Linked DNA regions of Homo sapiens: all the other regions are linked to region 1. The links are chromatin loops, found by intact Hi-C in ENCODE. Cell type or tissue: Calu3. All regions are shown on one strand. Each heading gives the region's core, and the rest is flanking DNA. Links, peaks and the distances in the headings are about the cores only.

Evidence for each region. Hi-C counts contacts between places; a loop is a spot of excess contacts. Peaks named below come from ENCODE experiments on the same cell type or tissue, not always from the same donor. Only the 100,000 strongest peaks of a DNase experiment are listed, where the experiment ranks them.
Region 2: a loop joins it to region 1, with 8 times the contacts of the local background. A loop is called at or near these places in 6 of 110 quality-filtered maps.
Region 3: a loop joins it to region 1, with 2.5 times the contacts of the local background. A loop is called at or near these places in 7 of 110 quality-filtered maps.

The regions. Positions count from the first base shown.
Region 1 is chr3:130,239,611-130,247,975 of GRCh38, reverse strand. It overlaps the pseudogene COL6A4P2. Among named protein-coding and RNA genes, the nearest start is that of COL6A5, 100 kb to the left of the region's middle. In Calu3, for the core only: no CTCF peak of the experiment used is centred there; a DNase peak (open chromatin) is centred at 4,895.
Region 2 is chr3:129,938,074-129,946,438 of GRCh38, reverse strand. No RefSeq gene overlaps it. Among named protein-coding and RNA genes, the nearest start is that of TRH, 32 kb to the left of the region's middle. In Calu3, for the core only: CTCF peaks have their summits at 4,019 and 7,839; a DNase peak (open chromatin) is centred at 4,008.
Region 3 is chr3:130,138,817-130,147,181 of GRCh38, reverse strand. No RefSeq gene overlaps it. Among named protein-coding and RNA genes, the nearest start is that of LINC02021, 31 kb to the right of the region's middle. RefSeq lists an enhancer at 8,195-8,365. In Calu3, for the core only: CTCF peaks have their summits at 3,098 and 3,315; a DNase peak (open chromatin) is centred at 2,721.

The DNA.
Region 1 (8,365 bases), core at 234-8,233:
CACTTCTTTAGAATGACTGCCAAGACAGACACCCCTAACACCTCACCTAGTCATTCTGCTTCTTTCCTTCGATCCCTTCCTCTCTGTTCTGTTCTTCTCTCCATCCCAGTCCTCATCACTTCCTGCTCCTCAGTTGCCTCCACACCCCCCACCCCCTGCCTAATAGTATTTTTGTACTTGGGAGATGAAACGCTATCATAACTTTTGAGATTGTTTTCAAGTGTTCCATGAAACACAGAAACCTGTGCTATTCAAAAGCCTGTGTGTGGGTTTATAAATACTTTATAAGCAGTTTTTGAGAGTTACAAAAAGTCACATTACAGAAAGGTAGTAGCCTCAAAGTCTTTTTCTTTTTTAATGTCAACTAGTGTTGCTCAAAAACACCCCAATTCCCTGCTAGATTTAAAATACCATTCTACTATTTTTATTTGACTTGGCGATAACATTTCAGAGTAAAGTCTATAAACTTAAAGTACTAACAGAATTTGTAAGAGGAAAAAACTAAAGAATCTTTAAGATTAACAGATTTCTATTTTGTGAAAGTGGAAAGCTTTGTGTTCTAAGAAGAATAAAGTTTTGGCTGGGTGCAGTGGCTCACGCCTGTAATCCCAGCATTTTGGGAGGCTGAGGCAAATGGATTACTACAGGTCAGGAGTTCAAGACCAGCCTGGCCAACATGGTGAAACCGTGTCTCTACTAAAAATACAAAAATTAGCCAAGCATGGTGGCACACGCCTGTAGTCCCAGCTACTTGGGAGGCTGAGGCAGGAGAATCTCTTAAACCTGGGAGGTAAAGGTTGCAGTAAGCCAAGATCATATTACTGCACTCCAACCTGGGTGACAGAGCGAGATTCCATGTCAATAATAATAATAATAAAGTTTGGAATTAAAATCTTCATCTACCGTCATATCTACCAAACCTTTGGGGCCCTTTATACCCTGGAAAGAATGGAAACTTGAGTTTAAAATGCAAAATTTTGAGATCCAACACATTCTTCTACAGAGTTGGCAAAAGAGTCTTAAAAACTCTACCACACTACATAGACCATCTTCTGTCCTTCACTCCCAGCCCTAGAGTTCTGTCTGACTCCTTTAGGAAGAAAGCCAGAGTGCCTAAGAGGTGTATCCAAGACCTCTGAGTCCAGAAGGCCTAGACAGAAACACTCTTAGAGGACCAGGTCATTTTGAAACCATAGTTTAGGATCACATTCAGAAAAAGGGCTATCAAAGATCCCAGGACCATTCATCGATAGTTCTAAAGTAGACCCCAGTTCCTCCCTTATCCCTTCTCTTCAGGCCACCCAGCACCACCCTTTTTCTGCCATAATACTGAACAAGAAGTCTTCTCTGGAAACCTTGCGATTAGAGCTTCATGGCTCCAACCTCTGGGAGTCTAGAGATCATTTTTCTTATTTAGAATCTACAAGGTGGTAACTTGTGACCTCAGGCAGGTCACTATAATTATCTCAGCATCTCAGCCTTTGTTTCCTCTTCTGTAAAAATGCCATGAATGGTCCTTCTAGCATTAAAATTTTTTATTTTCTGACTTTGTTGCACCTCTCCAGTAAACCCTAGACTGCAAGTGAGACCACCAGGTTCAATCCATGGCTGACCTACTGCGCCATCCCTCGTGGATTGACAGTCTGGCCTCCTAGGACAAGGCGCAGAGCAGAAGGATCGTAGCCTCAAACTCTTTCCTTTCATATCAAATGATGTTCCAGGGAATTTAAAAAATATTTGTGGACTTGCAACATTGTTAGTTAAGATTATATAAATATTATATTTTGTTAGGGTTTCCCCCTAGTTTTGCATAAATATTGTTGCTCATCTTGTTTGCAATGATAAACAATGATAAACTCACTCTCCAGTGAGTTTTATGCATCATTTTATTTATTTAGGTTCATAAATCTCCAGCCACTCCAATATCTTCCCCATGTTCAAGTAAAAATATATATTGAATAAATATACTGTATAAAGACTTGAAGCTAATATGCTATAGGACAAATTTACCCCATTCTCTATGTTGATCCCACTGTTTGTCCCAAATGTTCATTTCTTCTTTAGAGATGCTTCTTATCAAATCTTCATTTATTTTTATACAACAGTTGAAAACAAAAGAAAAAGGAAGGGTACATATTACCATTTGTCCTGGTGGGCCTTGGTCACCCGAAGTTCCAACAAATCCAGGAAAGCCAGCATTACCCTAAAAAAAGACCAAGCCAGAAGAATAAGCTTCCTCTTTGATTACAACCATCAGATCCATTTTGATATGTTATTATTCCTAATGCCAATGAGTCTGCTATTGACCAGTTAGTTTATAAACTATATATCTGTGGGACAAGACATGGAGAATAGAAAGAGAGGAAGGTCATTTTATGGGAACCATCCAAATTCCCCCCTATATACCCAACCTCAGTCATGCACATATGTACATACACACACAAACACACACTTCTAGACAGATCCTTAAAATATGACTCAATACACTCTGTTGAGTCTTGAGGTTATATAATAAAAATAATGCAGGACGTCTGCATTAAGGGCCTGACATCAGGAAAAAGGAAAAATTTCCCTACCACCTTCTGGTTCTCAGTGTTTCAGAAAACGCACATGGTGGTCATAGGTTCACTGCTCATCTTCCAAGCATTTGAAATGACACAGTGTTATCTAAATACAGTGAATCCTTTATCTTTTTTTATTTGAAACTAGAAATAAAAGTTAGTTGATCAGAGCAACCATAGTCAGCAGCAAGCCAAGTTAGGCACAGATCAAATATTTCTTTATGTCCTTGCCAATGTATGAAAATGCTAATTCTTGAGTACCTAGAAAACATACATTATCTTTCCTTTCCTCTTTTCTGCAGTAAACACTAGTCCATTTCCTAGAAGACCTTGGTCTCTAACATTGATCGGCTAAACATTACCAAGATGTTAGATATCCACAGGCTTACTCTTCAAAAAGAGCTGCCAGTGATTGTGGCTGTTCAAGGCTGACTGTTCAGAACATAAAGGAATTGATTTTTAATCGGAGACTTGTATAAAGCACAGTGGACTCAAAGTCCACCAAGATGGCAACTACATTCTCAAGAATCTTTTCTAAAAATAGCAAGAGAAAGTTAAGGCTTGGAAGAATCCTAAAGAAACAGCAATGTTTGCTCAACAGCTAAAACAATATCCTTCCAAATGATGTCTAGACTTACCAAAGACACAGGTGCTCCCAAACTTGGTTTTAAAAGGTTGGTATTGTAAAACCAAAACTCCCAACTTGGATTTTCTGTTGTTATGGCTTGGTAAACTGTATTTGTATTCAGGAGATAAATGAGAGTGGGATTAAGTGGGGAGTGGGATAGCCAAAGGAAGGTGTGGAATGAGCATTGACTGGGCAGGAATGGGCTTCCTGCTAAGAAGTCCTAACCCAGTGGAAACGTACTTCCGTAATGATGTGGGCTTCTATAGATCTTAGGAAGTTTCTTTGATTCTTACCCTCTTCCCTCTTATTCCCTTTGCCCCCTTTTCTCCTTGATGGCCCGGGTCACCATCTTCTCCCTTAATAGAATCAAAAGCAGAACTTTGAGTGTAAAGAAAAATAAGCACAAACAAATGACACATGCTGCCTACCAGTTGCCAGGCCCAGAAATATATCTTCTTACTTGTGCACCAGGATAGCCAGGGAATCCATGTTCACCCTAGTGCCAGAAATGAGATAAGGTCTTATTTAATGTCATGTGATTAAGAAATTTCCTTGACATGCCTTGGGGAAAAAGAAGACACTATAATCCAGGTTCACCCTAGTGTCAGAAATGAGATAAGGTCTTGTTTAATGTCATATGATTAAGAAATTTCCTTGACATGCCTTGGGGAAAAAGAAGACACTATAATTTTGAGGAAATATACTCAAAACAGGTGCCAGGAAAAACAACTATAGCAACAGTTGTTATCTTGAGCTGCTCTCAAGTGGCCATATTTCATATCTCTAATTCAACATGAAACAACTTGTAAATAATTTTTACAAATTTCCCCCCCTCCCTAGTATATTGTGTAATGAAACTTCTTCCATAGGGCATTTTTATCTCTCAGTTTAAATAACCTGAGGTTTAATCCAACAGAAACCAAGGGAGAGGGCACCACATTGAGTGTTGGGAAGCAGGTGCTCATTGTCAGAACCAAAGGCAAACTACAAAGCAATCATTCATTCAACAAATATCTATTCACATCTCCTATCTTCCAAGCACTTCTCTAGGCACAGGAAATTCAGCAGTGAACAGAATGAAGACCTTGCTCTCACGGAACTTACAAGCTAGTGGGGAGGAAAATGAACAAAGAAATATATAATATGTGAGAAAGAGATCAATGTTATTCCAGAAAGGGTATTAAGGAATAAAGAACCATGTGTATCAAAGGATGAGGAGACACTATTTTATATGAGGTAGTCAGGCAAAGCCTTTTTATAAAGGCGGCATTTGGGCAAAGACCAGCATGAATTGAGAAAACAAGCAGACTTCTGGGAGAAGAGTGTTCCAGGCAGAGGGAGGAGTATGTGAAAAAAAAAAAAAAAAAAAAACCCTGAAGTAAGAGGAAGAGTATGTGCTGACATGTTTGAGGAACACTGAAGCAGAGTGGAGCAAGGAGGGCAGGCAGGAGGAGATGAAGACAAAGAGTTCACAGAGACCACACTGTGTAAATTCTTATAGACCATGTTAACAGTAGGTTTTATTCTGAGTGACATGGAGAACGACAGAAGGGCTATGAATAAAGGAATGACTTGATCTGACTATGTTTTTAAAGATGTCTCTAGCTGATGCATGGAGAACTAACTATATGAGGCAAGGGTGGAAGCAGAGAGACCAGGTCAGTGGCTATTGCCGTAACACAGATGGAAAATTATGTTGGCTTGGTCCAGAGGGTGGCAGTGCAGTTGTGAGAAATGATAAAATGCTGGATGTACTTTGAAGATAGGCTTACCACTATTTGTTGATGGATTAAATGTGGGAGTGAGAGAAAAAGATTTATCAATGACAGCTGCAAGTGTCTGTTTTGAGCAACTGGATGGATGAAGTTTCCAGTCCCTGAGATAGGAAAGGCTGGAGGAGGGGCAGGTTGTTAAGGGAACCAGTTTTGGCTGACTGGATATTTGATAATATTAAAGGATTATTATTAATTCTTTGGTGTAAGAATGGTAGTGTGGTTACATTTTTAAATAATCTTTTAAAGATGCAACCTGAAATGTCTATGCATGGAATATATGATTATCTTGAAGTAAATCCCACCTATATCACATGACCTACAGTAGGCGAACGTATGTAGACGTTCTCTCCTCACTCCTATTTTCTTAATGAAATACGAAGAATGATCATCTGCTTTAAATATGGACGACAAAGCAGATCTTGGAGGTTTGAGGAGGAAGGAGGGGGTATGAAATCAGCATGGTGGGAGGATAAGTGACTGGGTGTATAAATAAAAGAAAACAAAATTGGCCAGGGGTTGTTCATTGTTTGGATTAGGTGATAGGAACGTGGGGTGAGGCAGAAGAATGTCATTATACTAGTCTCCACTTTTATTTTTGAATTTTTCTGTAACAAAACGTTAACAAACAAAAAAACAAGAAGAAATTTATTTGGGGACATGCCAATTTTAAGATGCCTGCTAAACGACCAAGTGGAAATATTTTTAGAGTTTAGGATATTGGTCCAAGCTGGAGAGATAAAGTGGAGATAACAGGATTGATGGTTATTGATGCTATGGAACTGGATTTCCCCAAGAAATGTCACCGGAGAGGTGAGTAAAGAGGGAAGAAGGTATGAGAATAGAGCTTTCAGTCTTCTGATACTTAAAGGTCAAGAACATCCAGAAGATCTAGCAAAGCAGGATGAGAAAGAGAAGACAGTGAAAACCAGGAAAATAGAACGCACTGGAAGTTGAGTGAGGGAAAAAATCGGGAATAAACCCATGATCAATCTGTCAAATGCTGCTGAGAGATGGAGCACAATGAGAGCAGAGAAGTGACCATTGAATTTAGCAACATGGGGTTTACCTCAACTAAAGCAGATGTAGTTGAGTGGGGAGGGTTGAGGAGTGAAGGCTTGAGTGTCAGTTTTTCAACTTCAGCATCACTGATATTTTGGACCTGATGGTTCTTTGTTGGGAGGGGCTGCCCTGAGTATTGTAAGATGTTAAACAGCATCTCTACCCAGTAGATGCCAGCACCCTCTCCTTGAGTTCTGACAACCAAAACATCTCCAGACATTGTCAAATGTCCCCTGGAGGGCAAAATCACTTCCGTTGAGAAGCACTGGTATAGACTACTCCTTCAGTGAGTTTTGCCCAGGGGAAAAAAATGGAACGAGAGCCTCAGAAAGCAAAAGGGAGTGGAATCCAGTCTAGGAGGCAAGGATTAGTCTTAGGTAAGACCATGGACCCTCGTCCATAGTAGTAGGAGAGAAGGCAGGGTGTATGGGTACAGAGGCAAGTAGGTTGGCCTACTTGGTGGTGAACATTTATGGAGGTTCTTTTCTCCCTGCTTCAATTTTGTTCTTGAAATAGGAAGCATGATCATCTGCTTTAAGTATGGAAGACAAAGCAGATCTTGGAAGTTTGAGGAGAGAGGTGAGGGTGTAAAATAGTCAACTCAGAGAGAAGGGGAGTGAACAGATTAAGAAAATGTAGTCAACTGGCCAATCAGCATTATGAGACATTTAAAGTGAGGCCATTACATCTCGCAAAGAAAAATTCATGCAAATATGGACTGAATCTGTGTTCCATAATTTAACTGTATCATGATAAACAAAGACTGCACTTGTGCTTAGCTCCAAACTGACATGTAGCTCAAACCACATATATTTGAATTCTACCCAGAATTTCCCTGCTATGCAAACTTGTCCATAGCAAAGAAAAATTTAGTTTACCTGGATGGAATTTCAAGGGACTAGCTTCCACATTCAGCTCTGCCTCTAACTAGCTGTGTGACCACAGGCAAGTTACTTCACTTCTCTAAGCCTCAATTCTCTGAAATGTAAATTGACAAAGCTAAACTAGATGATCACTGAGGTTCCCCATAGCCCATCATTCCATAGATATTTACTGAGAACTTACTATGTTTGAGGCATTTTTCTGCTCAATAAAATGGCAGTGGTGCCATCTTGCAGCCACAGGGAAACAAGAGAATTGCAGAGAAGCCAGCCCAGAGTACGGACATCATTAAGCAACTAAGCATCACTAAACATTCCAGTAATTTCTTATTTTGTGAGGCAATACATGTAACTTGAAGACTGAAGCATCCAGAATAACAGTGGGTATTGAGATTTGATTTGCTCAACAAGTTCCATGTGACCTCCATGCTTTAAGACCTGTCAGTGACCAATTAACTACCTATTAAAATACAAGCTTCTTATGAGAGTGGCAGTCATTCATTTAAATACACTTATTGTCAGCACATCAAAAAGCTTATCCACCATGATCAATTGGGCTTCATCCCTGGGATGCAAGGCTGGTTCAATATATGCAAATCAATAAATGTAATCCAGCATATAAACAGAGCCGAAGACAAAAACCACATGATTATCTGAATAGATACAGAAAAGGCCTTTGACAAAATTCAACAACCCTTCATGCTAAAAACTCTCAATAAATTAGGTACTGATGGGACGTATTTCAAAATAATAAGAGCTATCTATGACAAACCCACAGCCAATATCATACTGAATGGGCAAAAACTGGAAGCATTCCCTTTGAAAACTGGCACAAGACAAGGATGCCCTCTCTCACCACTCCTATTCAACATAGTGTTGGAAGTTCTGGCCAGGGCAATCAGGCAGGAGAAGGAAATAAAGGGTATTCAATTAGGAAAAGAGGAAGTCAAATTGTCCCTGTTTGCAGACGACATGATTGTATATCTAGAAAACCCCATTGTCTCAGCCCAAAATCTCCTTAAGCTGATAAGCAACTTCAGCAAAGTCTCAGGATACAAAATCAATGTGCAAAAATCACAAGCATTCTTATACACCAACAACAGAAAAACAGAGAGCCAAATCATGAGTGAACTCCCATTCACAATTGCTTCAAAGAGAATAAAATACCTAGGAATCCAACTTACAAGGGATGTGTAGTTCTTCAAGGAGAACTACAAACCACTGCTCAATGAAATAAAAGAGGATACAAACAAATGGAAGAACATTCCATGCTCATGGGTAGGAAGAATCAATACCGTGAAAATGGCCATACTGCCCAAGGTAATTTACAGATTCAATGCCATCCCCATCAAGCTACCAATGCCTTTCTTCACAGAATTGGAAAAAACTACTTTAAAGTTCATATGGAACCAAAAAAGAGCCCGCATCACCAAGTCAATCCTAAGCCAAAAGAACAAAGCT
Region 2 (8,365 bases), core at 161-8,160, 300 kb after region 1:
TGACAATGGCCAGAAGAAACCATAAAGGGACAAAAAGGAAGGTAGTAACTCTGGTTCCAAGGAGTTCTCCCATTTCCAGAAAAGACATGGATATTCCTCCCCTTGCTTTTAATGCCCAACTTTTTCATTAAAGATGAAGCCTGTATCTATGGTTTCCCAGCTCTCAGGAGCTGAGAAGTTGATTTGTGAGCCAAACTCCCACTTCTCAATAAAGGCCGTCGAATAAAGCATGCACTGTTTCATGCTTACTTTTGGGTTCGTGTATTGGCTTCACAGCACAGAACAGGAAAAGGCTCCATCTTCTGGGGGACAGGCTTTGTTGGTAACAAAAGGACTGGCCCAGAGTCAGAGTTAGGAAGTGATAAAGCCAGGTGTCTGCCACAGCTGGTTCTTTCCCCTCAAGGGCCCACCTTCCCGGGCTGTGAAATGGGAGGGTGAATGGTGCTAACTGTAAAGTGCTGAGCACACACTTGGTTGTGATTTAACACTGATACTTAGAAAGAAGTGTTGAGATGGCCAGGAGTGTTTTTGCAGATGGAGAGGTGAAAAGCAGAAATGGGGCTGCAGGGTATAGTAAGGGTGGGAGCCCCACCCTGCAACCCCAGGAGAAGCTTTGGAAAGGCATCACCAGAGAGGAGGGCGTACTGGTGGGCAAGGGTTCTGGAACAACAGGATATGAGCCATAGTGGAGCAGCTCTGAGGAAATGAAGAAAATCCAGAGATGGAGTTGATTATAGGGAAACAAAAAGGTGATGAAGGGATCCGTGAGGATGCGACAGTCACCGAGGAAGTGGCAGAGACTGGGGAGTTGAGACTCCCGGGGCAAAGGCACCTGTCCAAGCCCCTGGAAGGGGGACAGTGATGCCACTATGCTCCTAAAATGCCTCTCACAGAGAACAGGAGTCGGTTTCCTACCCCTGTTCGTCTGCTAGAGGTCTTTGACGGCAGTGCCACTATCTCCCACCTTCAGGCCTCGGCAGCCTCCTCACCAGCTTCCCCACGGGTCTCCCTGTCTCATCTTGCCCCCAACAGTCTATTCCAGAGTGGTCTTCTAAAGGGTACAGCAGATTCTGTCTCTGCTGCAAACCCTCCCACAGTTCCTGGCTGCTCTTTGAATAAAATGCAGACTCCCATCACCCTGTTCTGTTGCTCTAAGTGGCCCTTCTTACCAGCTGGTATTTTCTCCTCTACCTACTTGTTCAGTGGTTCTTGTCTGTCTCTCTTGCCAAGCTCCAAGACAAGGTTGCCATGCTTCTAGGTGTAACCTCGGCACATAGTATGTTCTCAAATATTTGCCGACTGCTTCTGTTGTAATCTTTCTGTCTCTGGAAAAGGCAACTCTAACCTAACAGTTGCTCAGGCAAAAAAACTTTTGGATCATTCTTGATTCCTCTCTTTTTATCATGCCCCACCCCCAACCATCAGCAAATTGTATTGGCTCATCCTGCAAAATACATTTGGAGTTCCACCCACCCGTGCACCTCCAGAGCAGCCACCCTGGTCCAGCCGCCTTCACCGCTCACCCAGACAACTGCAGCAGCCTCCACTCCAGCCGCCCTGCTTGTGCCCTGGCCCCTGTGATCTACTTTCTACACAGCTGCCAGGCAGTTTTCTCAAAACCGAAGTCAGATCACGTCCCTTCACTTCTCAGAACCATCCTAGGGCTCCCTGTTTTGGGGAGAGTAAAAGCCAAAGTCCCTACAGTGGCCCGCAAGGCCCTGCACCACCACCTGCCTCCTGTACTCCTCTGTCCTCCCTCCCGCCACTCTCCCCTTAGCTCAGTGTCAGAGGACTTTTGTTGATACCTGAAAACACCATGCCCATTCCTGCCTCAGGGCCTTCGTACTTGCTGTTCCTTCCACCTGGACTGCTGGGCCCAGATCTTTGCTTGGCTCACTACCCACCTCTTTTGGACCCCTGCTTAAATGTTCCTCCTCCTGGCCATCCTGCACAGGACATCACATATGCATGCATGCACACACACGACACACATGGGTATATGGGCACGCACACATACACACACCTGTGCACATACCGACCAACCTTCTCTTAGTTGTTACCTAACACATTGTGTATTTAATGGTCTCTGTTTTTATCCGTCTCTCCCGCCAGAATGTAAATTCAGGAAGGCAAGGACTTTATCTTTTTTGCTCATTGCAGTGCTCTCGGCTTCCAGCACTGTTCCTGGTACCTGGTAGCTGCCATGAATTACTTTTTAAGTGAGTTCAGGCTGCAGCCATCGAGGCAAGGCACACTGGAAGACACACACATTCACACACACATTCACACACACATTCACCCAGACATACTCACACACATACACACACACACACACTCACACACATTCACATTTAAAAGCTAAACCAACTGGCCGGACATGGTGGTTTATGCCTGTAATCCCAGCACTTTGGGAGGCCAAGGTAGGCAGATCTCTTGAGCCCAGGAGTTTGAGACCAGCCTGGCCAACACGGTAAAACCCCATCTCTACTAAAAATCCAAAAATTAGCTGGGCATGGTGATGTGCGCCTGTGGTCCCAGCTATTCAGGAGGCTAAGGCGGGAGGATCCCTTGAGCCTGGAAGGCGGAGATTGCAGTGAGCTGCGATCGCACCGCTACACTCCAGCCTGGGCGACAGAGTGAGACTCTGTCTCAAAATTAATTAATTAAAAATTAAAAACAAATAAATAAAAGCTAAACAAACAAATGAACAGACAGACAGCTAGAATAAACTCCATGCCCCACTCCGCCCTGCTCCACAGTTACTGACTCATCATTCCTCGGGTGAAAACCTGGTTGGGACCGCTCTTCTTTTTGTCTGCCCAGCACTCACTGTCCCATCTTCTGAGACCACCCTGCCTTTCCTTTGGAGACCACCCCCAACCCCAATATCAGTCCAGGGGCATTGAGTGGACAGATCTATCTGCATACCAGAGGTGGCCTGTGACTGAGACCATATCCATGAGAGTTGCAGCAACTAGCTTCTGGATAGGCATATGACACAGTCTAGGCCAATCAGTGATCCCCAGGATGTCTGTGGAGTCACTGTGAATGAGGTCGTCTCTTGCTGGTGGTGGCTAAGTTGTTTTAGGGAGTCTGCCTGGAGCTGTGGGCAGCCACATTGCCACTGGGAGAAGGAAGGTGGCCTGGAACAGAATCACTACAGAGAGAGGCAGAGCTGAGAGATAAAGAGAGGCAGATGCATGATGACATCATTTGATGGACTTTTTAGTTACATGAGGGAATAACTTTTCATTTTTTCTTTTTTTTCTTTATTGTTTTAACTGTTAGGGCCTCACTCTGCTGCCCAGTCTGGAGTGCAGTGGTGTGATCACAGCTCACTGCAGCCTTGAACTCCCAGGCTCAAGCAATCCCCCGCTCTCAGCCTCCCGAGTAGCTGGAATTACAGGTGCATGCCACCACACCCAGTTAATTTTTTTTTAAAAGTGTTGTACAGATAAGGTGTCACCTTATTGCCCAGGCTGACCTCAAACTCCTGAGCTCAAGTGATCCTCTTGCTTCGGCCTCTCAAAATGTAAGGTTTACAGGCACGGGCCACTGCACCGGGCCCTCTTTTTTTCTTAACTCAATTTGAGGTGGGTTTCTGTTACTTGATCATGACTAAAACAATGTCTTGAGACGTGTTTCAGAATTTCAGACACTGTCACCCTGCCTCAGGCAAGGACACACTTCCCATGAAGCTCATTCCTTCTGCAAACCTTTGCTCAAGCCATGCCTCCCTCCCAGAGGGCCCTCCCGTTTCTATCCAAATCTTGCCAGTCTTTAAGGCCTGTCCTTTTCTTGAAGCCTGCCCTGATTGCACCCACTAGGACCTTTCCCTCCTCTGGCCTCCCTCAGCTGTTGGACACTGGGTCAGGCACAGTCCCCAGCTCCTCCCTCCTCCATCTCCTTTCAGCTTCCCACCACTCCTCAGTTCCAGGCAGCCCCGGGCACTCCTGGCCCCCGAGGTCCTGGCAGAGGAACCCAACCGGACCACTCAGGTCAACTTTGTGGCTCTGCTTCCCCATGGTGGTACAATTCGGAATTGCACTGAACTGTGCGGCCCTCCCTGAAACCCAGCTCCTCAAGTCCCCACCGAGAGCTGCCACACTGAGAGTTCTGTATTTTTACTTGCTTTGTCTGGCAATCTATCCCCTACCTCTTGGAATCCTTTTCATCAACACTTAGTGGGGTTTTGTTTGTTTGTTTATTTGTTTTTTGAGACAGTCTTGTCTCTGTCGCCAAGGCTGGAGTGCAGTGGTGCAATCATAGCTCGCTGCAGCCTCGCCTTCCTGGGCTCAAGCAATCCTTCCATTTCAGCCTCCTGAGTACCTGGGACTACAGGAGCATGCCACTCCATCCGACTTGAAGCTTAGATTTTTTTTTTTTGTGGGGGGGATGTATTCTCCCTCTGTCTCCCAGGCTGAAGTGCAGTGGCACAATCTCGGCTCACTGCAACCTCTGCCTCCTGGGTTCAAGCAGTTCTCCTGCCTCAGCGCCCCAAGTAGCTGGGATTACAGGCGTCCGCCACCACACCTGGTTAATTTTTGTGTCTTTGGTAGAGACGGGGTTTCACCATGTTGGTCAGGCTGGTCTTGAACTCCTGATCTCAGGTGATCCGCCTGCCTCAGCCTCCCAAAGTGCTGTGATTATAGGCATGAGCCACTGTGCCCAGCCAAAGCTTCGATTTTTTAAGACAGGCCTTTGGAGCCCTGTAAAAGGGGCTGCCACAACTTTACCCAGCCAATCGCAGCCATAAGAGAAAAAGGGCTCATTTCTCAAAAGAGGCCAGAAATTTGGGTTTTAGATGAAATTTCTTGATTTTTACAGGTTGGCAACCAATTCAAAGTTTATACATCACTATGTAGGTCAAACAAAACATATCTGGGGGCTGGGCATGGTGGCTCACGCCTATAATCTCAGCACTTTGGGAGGCCGAGGTGAGCAGATCAACTTGAGTCGAGGAGTTTGAGACCAGCCTGACCAACATGGTAAAACCCCATCACTACTAAAAATAGAAAAAATTAGCTGGGTGTGGTGGAGCATGCCTGTAATCCCAGCTACTTAGGAGATGGAGGCACAAGAATCGTTTGAGCCTGGGAGGCGGAGGTTGCAGTGAGCCAAGATCGCACCACTGCACTCCACCCTAGGTGACAGAGTAAGATCCTGTCTCAAACAAACAAACAAAACACATATGGAGGAAATTTGACAGGAAGACAACAATCCGTTTTTTTTATCTTGAGCTAAGTTTCCCATTTTGCAGACAAACTGAGACCCAGAGAGGACAATGAGGCCGTTTGGTCACAAGGCCCGCAGGTGACACTGTAGGACTGAACACCTGGTCTCTCCTTGCTCCTGGTGGTTTGCTGGACTCATGGGTGTTTGGTGGAACAGATCCTTCCCTCACATCCCTTGGAAAGAACCGACTCTGCTGACACCTCGATTTTGAGCTTCTGATCCCAGGTGAAGAGAATACATTTTGCTGCTTCAGGCACTCAGTGTGTGGCACTTTGTTATAGAAGTCCAAGGTGCATAATAGCCTGGAAGCTAGGTAGAAATCTGGGATTACTAGACTCTCGGAAGTTTCACATGTGAGAGTGTGGGGAAAGTCGCCCCAGCTTGCAGCCCACCCGCTTTCTCTTCCTGACCCCAGGCTTCATCCTCTACAGCTAAGGTCTTCACACACTTGCAGATGAACACCCCAACCTGCAGCTGTCCTTGGCCAACCTTCAGATTTAGTAGTACACACGCCAGAGTGATGCAGGTGAACCCCAAAGTTAGGGCTTAGCCTTGGTAGGTTCTTGGCTTCACTCAGGAAAGAATTCAAGAGCCAGCATCAGTGAAAGAAAGCAAGTTTATTAGAGCAGCAGTGTACAGCAAAACGCTGCCCTATAGACAGAGCAGAGCTCTGCCACAGGCAGAGGGGCCCAGAGTAGCACTCGTGCATTGCTGCCTAGCTCTTTTTAGACCCTCTCTTAATTATACGCTAAATAAAGGGTAGGTTATTCATGAACTTTCTGGAAAATGGGTGAGGAGTTCCAGGAATCATATAAGGTAACTTCCTGGGTGTTGCCATGCATTTGAAAACTGTCATGGGGCTGGTGGGAGTATCTTATGCAAATGTATTATAATTAGCATATAATGACTAATGAGGGCAACTAGAGGTTGCTTTCATCACCATCCTGGTCCTAGCTGGTTTGCACCAGTTTCTTTGCTATATCCTGCCTTGATTAGCAGGTCTGTAACTGAGGCTTGGAAAACAAGTCCTGCTGCTCTCCCATCTCGAGAGGATGGTCTGCCCTTAGGAGCGTGGGCTGGGAAAGAGGCCCACACAGGCCCTGGAAATGGGCTTCAGGACACTGGGACATGGGAACAGAGAATCTTCAGGTACTGAATACTCATGGCCTGGTCTAGAAGGGGATGGGGTGTGGTCCAAGAAGGGGTGTCCCCTGGGTCCTGCAAATTCCTTGCCCCATGGGAAGAGAAACAGCTGGAGGGGCTGCCTAAAGCACAGGGGCATTTCTAGGAGCAGGAAAGCAAGAGGTCATCAGGTCAGACTGGCTGAAGGAAGACTGAGGCGGGAGCTGAGAGCAGAGACTTCAACCATGACCATGCCTGGACTCTCCAGATAAAGCACTGGTGAAATCAAAGACCAACAATGTCAAGTATTGGCAAGACTGTGGAGCAACTGGAACTCTCATTCCCTGATGGAGGGAATGCAAAGTACAAGCTATAGCCACTTTTCCTCGTCATTTTACATGAAGGGCAGACATGCACTTAAGGTAGGACCCAGAAATTCTGCTTCTAGGCAGACTTATGTCCACAAAAGGCTGCCACAGGGAAGTTCATGCAGACATCCTCATAATTGCCAAAAGCCAGAAACAGCCCAATAGCCATCAATGGGTGTCTGAATAAACAAATTGTGATCAATTTACACAATGGCGCATCCATACAATAAAAAGAACAAACTACCTGTGCACACCACAGCATAGATGAATCTCAGAATCATTATACTGAGCAAAAAAAAAAAAAAAAAAAAAAAGAGTCCAGACATAAAATTCTACTAACTGGACGATCCTATTCATGTGAAATTCTAGGAGGGGTTTCATTGGTTTGCAGTAATAAAGGTCAGAACCGTGTTGGGGGAGCGGAAGGACAGTGCTCACCGAGAAGGGGCATGAGGGAGCCTGCTGGGAAACTGGAAGTGTTCTACTTCTTGGTGCAGGAGGGTAGATGCTATTTAAAAACCCTGATGTGGGTGGCACAGGAGGGTAGATGCTATACACTTCAGATTTTTACACTTTGACTTATATATACATATTTGATATATATGTTTTTGTATATGTATATGTATATACGTGTGTGTGTGTGTGTGTGTGTGTGTGTGTGTGTGTATAATCCCTCTACCCCAAGGCCGGATCAAGACCTCTGCAGGACCTGAGCTGACCAGATTGTGGAGTGCTCCACCCACTCCCCCAGTTATACCTTAAAGTGAAGCCGCCAACTCAGTGAAGAGACGATGAGAACAGGCACCCAGTGAGATGATGGCCTGAGCCTGGGCAAGGGCCTTGGGAACAGGGCAGGCAGCAGGGGCAGGCTGGGAAATATTGATTTAGGAGACAAGATGTGGGGGTGAGTGAGAGAAGAGGGCTGGGGGTGTCACTGAGATGAGGAGCTCGGAGATTCTGGTTGACAGTAAGGGAGGATGAATTCAGGGTGGAACCTGTTGATTCTGAAAGTCTGGGAGGCCACCCAGGTGGAGGTGCTCAGGAGGCAGCTGGTTAGATGGATGGTCTGAAGCCCAGGAGAGGAGGCAGGGATGGGGAGAAAAATCTGAACACCCTGCACCCACCGTTTGCCACCACCATTTGCCACCACCAGGTGTCCATGGGCCAAACTTGGCACACAGATAGGTATCATTTGGTCCTCAAGATGTTTTATAAACCTACACTAGTTCTCAGTGCTTGAAACATTGGAGAATTTCACTAAAAATCCAGATTTCTGGCTTCTCTTAAATAGTCAATTGGGCAGTAATGACATGCTTTCCCACGAGACAAAAACCAGCTGGAGAGCATTAGCCGGGACTTGAGCTCCCAGTAATCCCCAGTCCCCGTACTCTCTGTTGTCTCACAGCCTGCCCACTCCCAACTGTAGGCATTCATTCATACATTCATTCATTCAACAAATCACTGTCGAGTGTCTACTATGTGCCAGTGAACTGGACAGGGACAATGATCCCTGCCTTCCTAAAGCTCAAATTACGTGAAAGGAGACAAGACAATAAGCAGATAAATAACTAAAATACGCACGTAGCTGAGGGCAGCCAGAGAAAAATCAAGCAGGGGAGGGGCTGGGGTGCCAGGGTGGA
Region 3 (8,365 bases), core at 191-8,190, 100 kb after region 1:
GCTAAAAAGAAAACCAGGTGACTCAGAGCAGGAGGCCCCGGACAAGGATGAAGGGGCCCTGCTCAACCTGGCAGAAGGGTTATTGGACTGAGGGGGACTGGGCTCAAGGACCCCCAAAGAGCCCATGGTCAGGATGACAGTTAGGGGTAAAGACATTGATTTTCTTGTAGATACCGGTGCTAAACATTCGGTAGTAACCGCCCCGGTCGCCCCCTTATCCAAAAAGATTATTGACATCATCGGAGCCACGGGAGTTTCAGCAAAGCAAGCTTTCTGCTTGCCTCGGACTTGTGCTGTAGGAGGACATAAAGTGATTCATCAGTTTTTGTACACACCTGACTGTCCCTTGTGCTTGTTGGGAAGGGACTTGCTTAGCAAACTGAGAGCCACTATCTCTTTTACAGAGCATGGCTCTTTGCTGCTAAAGTTACCCAGAATGGGAGTCATTATGACCCTTACGGTCCCCCGAGAGGAAGAATGGAGACTTTTCTTAACTGAGTGGGGCCAAGAGATAAGACCAGCTCTGGCTAAGCTGTGGCCAAGAGTGTGGGTGGAAGACAACCCTCCAGGGTTTGCAACCAAGCCCCCGTACTTATAGACGTTAAGCCTAGGGCCCAGCCGATTAGGCAAAAACAGGAGCCGGTCCCCAGAGAAGCTCTTGAAGGTATCCAGGTCCATCTCAAGCACCTAAGAACTTTTGGAATTAGAGTTCCTTGTCAGTCTCCATGGAACACTCCCCTCCTGCCTGTTCCCAAGCCTAAGACCAAGGACTACTGGCCGGTACAGGATTTGCACTTGGTGAATCAGGCTACAGTGACTTTACATCCAGCAGTACTTAACCCGTACACTTTGCTGGGGTTGCTGCCAGCTGAGGACAGCTGCTTCACCTGCTTGGACCTGAAAGATGCTTTCTTTAGCATCAGATTAGCCCCTGAGAGCCAGAAGCTGTTTGCCTTTCAGTGGGAAGATCTGGAGTCAGGTGTCACTACTCAGTACACTTGGACCGGGCTTCCCCAAGGGTTCAAGAACTCCCCCACCATCTTCGGGGAGGCATTGCCTCGAAACCTCCAGAAGTTTCCCACCAGAGACCTAGACTGCGTGTTGCTTCAGTACGTTGATGACCTTTTGCTGGGACACTCCACGGCAGCCGGGTGCACCAAAGGAACAGATGCTCTACTCCGGCACCTGGAGGACTGTGGGTATAAGATGTCCAAGAAAAAAGCTTAGATCTGCTGACAGCAGGTACATTACTTGGGATTTACTATCCGAAAGGGGGAGAGCAGCCTAGGATCAGAAAGAAAGCAGGTCATTTGAAATCTACCGGAGCCTAAGACCAGAAGGCAGGTGAGAGAATTCTTATGGGCTGTGGGGTTTTGCAGACTGTAGATCCCAAACTTTGCAGTATTAGCCAAGCCTTTGTATGAGGTCACAAGGAGGGGGGGGGTGGGACTTTTTGAATGGGGATCCCAGCAACAGCAAGCCTTTCATGAGATAAAGGAAAGATTTATATCAGCCCCAGCCCTGGGGCTACCCGATCTAACAAAGCCTTTTCCATCGTATGTGTCAGAGAGAGAAAAGATGGCAGTTGGAGTTTTAATCCCAACTATGGGTCTCTGGCCGAGGCCGGTGGCCTTCCTCTCTAAACAACTAGACGGGGTTTCTAAAGGATGGCCCCTGTGTTTAAGGGCCTTGGCAGCAACTGCCCTGCTAGTACAAGAAGCAGATAAGCTGACTCTTGAAGAAAACCTGAACATAAAGGCCCCCCATGCTGTGGTGACTTTAATGAATACTAAAGGACATCATTGGCTAATGAATGCTAGACTCACTAAGTACTAAAGTTTGCTCTGTGAAAATCCCCGTATAACCATTGAAGTTTGTAACACCCTGAACCCCACTACCTTGCTCCCAGTATCAGAGAGCCCTGTCGAGCGTGACTGTGTAGAAGTGTTGGACTCAGTTTACTCTAGCAGACCTAACCTCCAGGACCAGCCTTAGGCATCAGTAGACTAGGAACTATACGTGGCTGGGAGCAGCTTCATCAACCCACAAGGAGAGAGATGTGCAAGATATGCGGTGGTAACTCTGGACACTGTTGCTGAAGCCAGATCGTTTCCCCAGGGCACTTCAGCTCAGAAAGCTGAACTCACTGCTTTCATTCGGGCCTTAGAACTCAGTGAAGCTAAGAATGTCAACATTTACACTGAGTCTTAATATGCCTTTTCAACCCTTCAAGTGCGTGGAGCATTATATAAAGAAAAGGGCCTAATGAACTCTGGGGGAAAAGACATAAAATATCAACAAGAAATCTTGCAATTATTAAAAGCCGTATGGAGACCCCACAAGGTGGCAGTTATGCATTGCAGAGGACACCAGCGAGCTTCCACCTTGGTTGGTTTAGGGAATTCCCGCGCTGACTTAGAGGCTCGAAAAGCAGCATCTGCCCCCTTCCGGGCATCAGTCACAGCCCCCATGCTCCCTCAAGCACCTGATCTTGTACCTACTTATTCTAAAGATGAAAAGGACTTTCTCCAGGCAGAGAGAGGACAAGTGATGGAGGAAGGATGGATTCGGTTACCGGATGGGAGAGTAGCTGTGCCACAGCTGCTGGGAGCTGCAGTTGTACTGGCTGTGCATGAAACCACCCATCTAGGTCAGGAATCACTTGAAAAGTTGTTAGGCTGGTATTTCTACATCTCGCATTTGTCAGCTCTTGCCAAAACGGTGAGGCAGCGGCGTGTTACCTGCCGACAGCATGATGCGAGGCAAAGTCCAGCCATTCCACCCGGCATACAAGCTTATGGAGCACCCCCTTTGAAGATCTCCAGGTGGACTTCACAGAGATGTCAAAGTGTAGAGGTAACAAGTATTTACTAGTTCTTGGGCGTACCTAATCTGGGTAGGTGGAGGCTTATCCAACACGAACTGAGAAAGCTTGTAAAGTAACTCGTGTGCTTCTTCGAGATCTTATTCCTAGATTTGAACTGCCCTTATGGATCAGCTCAGATAACAGGCCGGCATTTTTGGCTGACTTAGTACAGAAGGCGGCAAAGATATTAGGGATCACATGGAAACTGCATGCTGCCTACTGGCCTCAGAGTTCCAGAAAGGTGGAGTGAATGAATCAAACTATCAAAAATAGTTTAGGGAAAGTATGTCAGGAAACAGGATTAAAATGGATACAGGCTCTCCCTATGGTATTATTTAAAATTAGATGTACCACTTATAAAAGAACAGGATATTCCCCTTATGAAATATTATATCATAGGCCCCCTCCTATATTGCGGGGACTTCCAGGCACTCCCTGAGAGTTAGGTGAAATTGAGTTACAGCGACAGCTACAGGCCTTAGGAAAAATGACACAAACAATCTCAGCCTGGGTAAATGAGAGATGCCCTGTTAGCTTATTCTCCCCAGTTCACCCATTCTCCCCAGGTGATCGAGTGTGGATCAAGACCTGGAACGGAGCCTCTTCGTGTCCACTGTGGAAAGGACCCCAGACTGTCGTTCTGAGCACTCCCACCGCTGTGAAGGTAGAAGGAATCCCAGCCTGGATCCACCACAGCCATGTAAAACCTGCAGCGCCTGAAACCTGGGAGGCAAGACCAAGCCCAGACAACCCTTGCAGAGTGACCCTGAAGAAGACGACAAGCCCTGCTCCAGTCACACCCTGAAGCTGACTGGTCCACGCACGGCCGAAGCATGAGGAAGCTCATCGTTGGATTCATTTTTCTTAAATTTTGGACTTATACAGTAAGGGCTTCAACTGATCTTACTCAAACTGGGGACTGTTCCCAGTGTATTCATCAGGTCACCGAAGTAGGACAGCAAATTAAAACAATCTTTCTGTTCTATAGTTATTATGAATGTATGGAAACAATAAAAGAAACTTGTTTGTATAATGCCACTCAGTACAAGGTATGTAGCCCGAGAAATGACCAACCTGATGTGTGTTATAACCCATCTGAGCCCCCTGCAACCACCGTTTTTGAAATAAGAATAAGAACTGGCCTTTTCCTAGGTGATACAAGTAAAATAATAACTAGAACAGAAGAAAAAGAAATCCCCAAGCAAATAACTTTAAGATTTGATGCTTGTGCAGCCATTAATAGTAAAAAGCTAGAAATAGGATGTGGTTCTCTTAACTGAGAAAGGAGCTAAAGAGTAGAAAATAAATATGTTTGTCATGAGTCAGGGGTTTGTAAAAATTGTGCCTATTGGCCATGTGTTATTTAGGCTACTTAAAAAAAGAACAAAAAGGACCCGGTTTATCTTCAGAAGGGGGAAGCCAACCCCTCCTGTGCTGCTGGTCACTGTAACCCACTAGAACTAATAATTACCAATCCCCTAGATCCCCTTTGGAAAAAGGGAGAACGTGTAACCCTGGGGATCAATAGGACAGGGTGAAACCCTCAAGTTGCCATTTTAATTAGAGGGGAGGTCCACAAGTGCTCTCCCAAACCAGTATTTCAAACCTTTTATGAGGAGCTGAATCTGCCAGCACCAGAACTTCTGAAAAAGACAAAAAATGTGTTTCTCCAATTAGCAGAAAATGTAATTTTCTTACTTAATGTTACTTCTTGTTATGTATGCGGAGGAACCACTATCGGAGACAGATGGCCTTGGGAAGCCCGAGAGTTGGTGCCTACTGATCCAGCTCCTGATATAATTCCAGTTAGAAGGCCGAAGCTAGCAACTTCTAGGTCCTAAAAACCTCAATTATTAGACAATACTGTATAGCTAGAGAAGGGAAACACTTTATCATCTCTGTAGGAAAGCTTAATTGTATAGGACAGAAGTTGTATAACAGCACAACAAAGACAATTACTTAGTAGGGCCTAAACCACACTGAAAAGAATCCATTTAGTAAATTTTCTAAATTAAAAAATGCTTAGGCTCATCCAGAATCTCATCAGGACTGGACGGTTCCCACTGGACTATACTAGATATGTAGGCACAGAGCCTACATTCGGTTACCTAATAAATGGGCAGGCAGTTGTGTTATTGGCACTATTAAGCCATCCTTTTTCTTATTACCCATAAAAATGGGTGAGCTCCTAGGTTTCCCTGTCTACGCCTCCCGAGAAAAGAAAGGCACAGTTATAGGAAACTGGAAAGATAATGAGTGGCCCCCTGAAAGGATCATTCAGTATTATGGGCCTGCCACATGGGCACAAGACGGCTTATGGGGATACCGAACCCCCATCTACATGCTCAATTGGATCATACGGTTGCAGGCCATCTTAGAAATAATTACTAATGAAACTGGCAGAGCTTTGACTGTTTTAGCTTGGCAAGAAACCCAAATAAGGAATGCTATCTATCAGAATAGACTGGCCTTAGACTACTTGCTAGTAGCTGAAGGAGGAGTTTGTGGAAAATTTAACTTAACCAATTGCTGCCTACAAATAAGTGATCAAGGACAGGTGGTTAAAAACATAGTCAGGGACATGACAAAGGTGGCACATGTGCCTGTACAGGTTTGGCACGAGTTTAATCCTGAGTCTTTATTGGAAAAATGGTTTCCAGCTATAGCAGGATTTAAAACCCTCATTGTAGGTGTATTGCTAGTGATAGGAACTTGCTTGCTGCTCCCCTGTGTATTACCCTTGCTTTTTCAAATGATAAAAGGTTTTGTAGCTACTTTAGTTCATCAGAAAACTTCAGCACACGTGTGTTATATAAATCACTATCGCTCTATCTCACAAATAGACTCAAAAAGTAAAGATGAGAGTGAGAACTCCCACTAAAAAGTGAAAATGCTCAAAGGGGGAAATATGGTATGAGACCACCACTTCTCCGGTTGTCCTTCCCAGTTTCTCCCCAACCTCCCCTTTTCCCTAGTTTGTAAGACAGCAAAAAAGGGAGAAAGCAAAAAGTTGGAAAAAACAGAAGTAAAATAAATAGCTAGACGACCTTGGTGCCACCACCTGGACCTGGTGGTTAAAATATCAATAATATTAACCCCTGACCAAAACTACTGGTGTTATCTGTAAATTCCAGACATTGTATGAGAAAGCATTGTAAAAACTTTTTATTCTGTTAGCTGATGTATGTAGCCCCCAGTCACGTTCCTCACGCTTACTTGATCTATTATGACTTTTTCACGTAGACCGCTTAGAGTTGTCAGCCCTTAAAAGGGCTAGGAATTTCTTTTTCCGGGAGCTCGGCTCTTAAGACACGAGTCTGCCGACGCTCCCGGCTGAACAAAAAAACCTCTTCCTTCTTTAATCCGGTGTCTGAGGAGTTTTGTCTGCAACTCGTCCTGTTACACTAGCTCTCCGTGACTCATCCCAACCCTTTTCATTACACACAGCCGAAGTGCAGCGCTGTGCAGTTGAAATTCTTACACAAGGACCAGGATCACGTCCTGTAGCCTTTTTGTCCAAACAACTTGACCTTATTGTTTTAGGTTGGCTGTTATGTCTCTGTGCAGCAGCTGCTCCCACCCTAATACTTTTAAAGGCCCTTAAAATCACAAACTATGCTCAACTCACTCTCTACAGCTCTCATAATTTCCAAAATGTATTTTCTTCCTCACACCTGCCACATATACATTCTGCTCCCCAGCTCCTTCTGCTGTACTCTTTGTTGAGTCTCCCACAATTACCATTGTTCCTGGCCCGGACTTCAATCCGGCCTCCCACATTATTCCTGATACCACACCTGACCCCCATGACTGCATCTCTCTGATCCACCTGACATTCACCCCATTTCCCCACATTTCCTTCTTCCCTGTTTCTCACCCTGACCACACTTAGTTTATTGATGGCAGTTCCACCAGGCCTAATTGTCACACACCAGCAAAAGCAGGCTATGCTATAGTACAAGCCACTAGCCCACCTCTCAGAACCTCTCGTTTCCTTTCCATTGTGGAAATCTATCCTCAAGGAAATAACTTCTCAGTGTTCCATCTGCTATTCTACTACTCCTCAGGGATTCTTCAGGCCCCCTCCCTTCCCTACACATCAAGCTCAGGGATTTGCCCCCACCCAGGACTCCCAAATTAGCTTTACTCAACGTGCCCTGAGTCAGGAAACCAAAATAACTCTTGGTCTAGGTAGACACTTTCACTGGATAGGTAGAGGCCTTTCCCACAGGGTCTGAGAAGGCCACCACGGTCATTTCTTCCCTTCTGTCAGACATAATTCCTCAGTTTGGCCTTCCCACCTCTATACAGTCTGATAGCAGACCGGCCTTTATTAATCAAGTCAGTCAAGCATTTTTTCAGGCTCTTAGTGTTCAGTGAAACCTTTATATCCCTTACAGTCCTCAGTCTTCAGGAAAGGTAGAACAGACTAATGGTCTTTTAAAAACACACCTTACCAAGCTCAGCCACCAACTGAAAAAGGACTGGACAATACTTTTACCACTTTCCCTTCTCAGAAGTCAGGCCTGTCCTTGGAATGCTGCAAGGTACAGCCCATTTGTTGCGGGAAGTCAGGGACCCCAAAACGGAGGGACCGGCTGAAGCCATGGCAGAAGAACGTGGATTGTGAAGATTTTATGGACATTTATTAGTTCCCAATTAATACTTTTGTAATTTCTTATGCCTGTCTTTACTGCAATCTCCAAATATAAATTGTAAAGATTTCATGGACGCTTATCACTTCCCCAGTCAATATCCTTGTGATTTCCTATGCCTGTCTTTGCTTTAATCTCTTAATCCTGTCAGCCGAGAAGGATGTATATCGTCTCAGGACCCTGTAATAATTGCGTTAACTACACAAATTGTACAGCATGTGTGTTTGAGCAATATGAAATGTGGGCATCCTGAAAAAAGAACAGGATAACAGCAATTGTTCAGGGAATAAGAGAGATAACCTTAAACTCTGACCGCTGGTGAGCCGGGCAGAACAGAGCCATATTTCTCTTCTTTCAAAAGCAAATGGGAGAAATATCGCTGAATTCCTTTTCTCAGCATGGAACGTCCCTGAGAAAGAGAATCCACACCTAGGGGTAGGTCTCTGAACTGGCACCCCCAGGGCGTACCTGTCTCTTATGGTTGAGATTGCAGAGGTGAAATAAACTCCAGTCTCCCATAGCGCTCCCAGGCTTATTAGGAAGAGGAAATTCCCACCTAATAAACTTTGGTCAGACCGGTTAATCTCAAAACCCTGTCTCCTTATAAGATGTTATCAATGACAATGGTGCCAAAACTTCATTAGCAATTTTAATTTCACCTCGGTCCTGTGGTCCTGTGATCTCACCCTGTCTCCACTTGCCTTGTGATATTCTATTACCTTGTTAAGTACTTGATGTCTGTCACCCACACCTATTCGTATACTCCCTCCACTTTTGAAACTCCCTAATAAAAACTTGCTGGTTTTTGTGGCTTGTGGGGAATCACGGATCCTACCAATGTGTG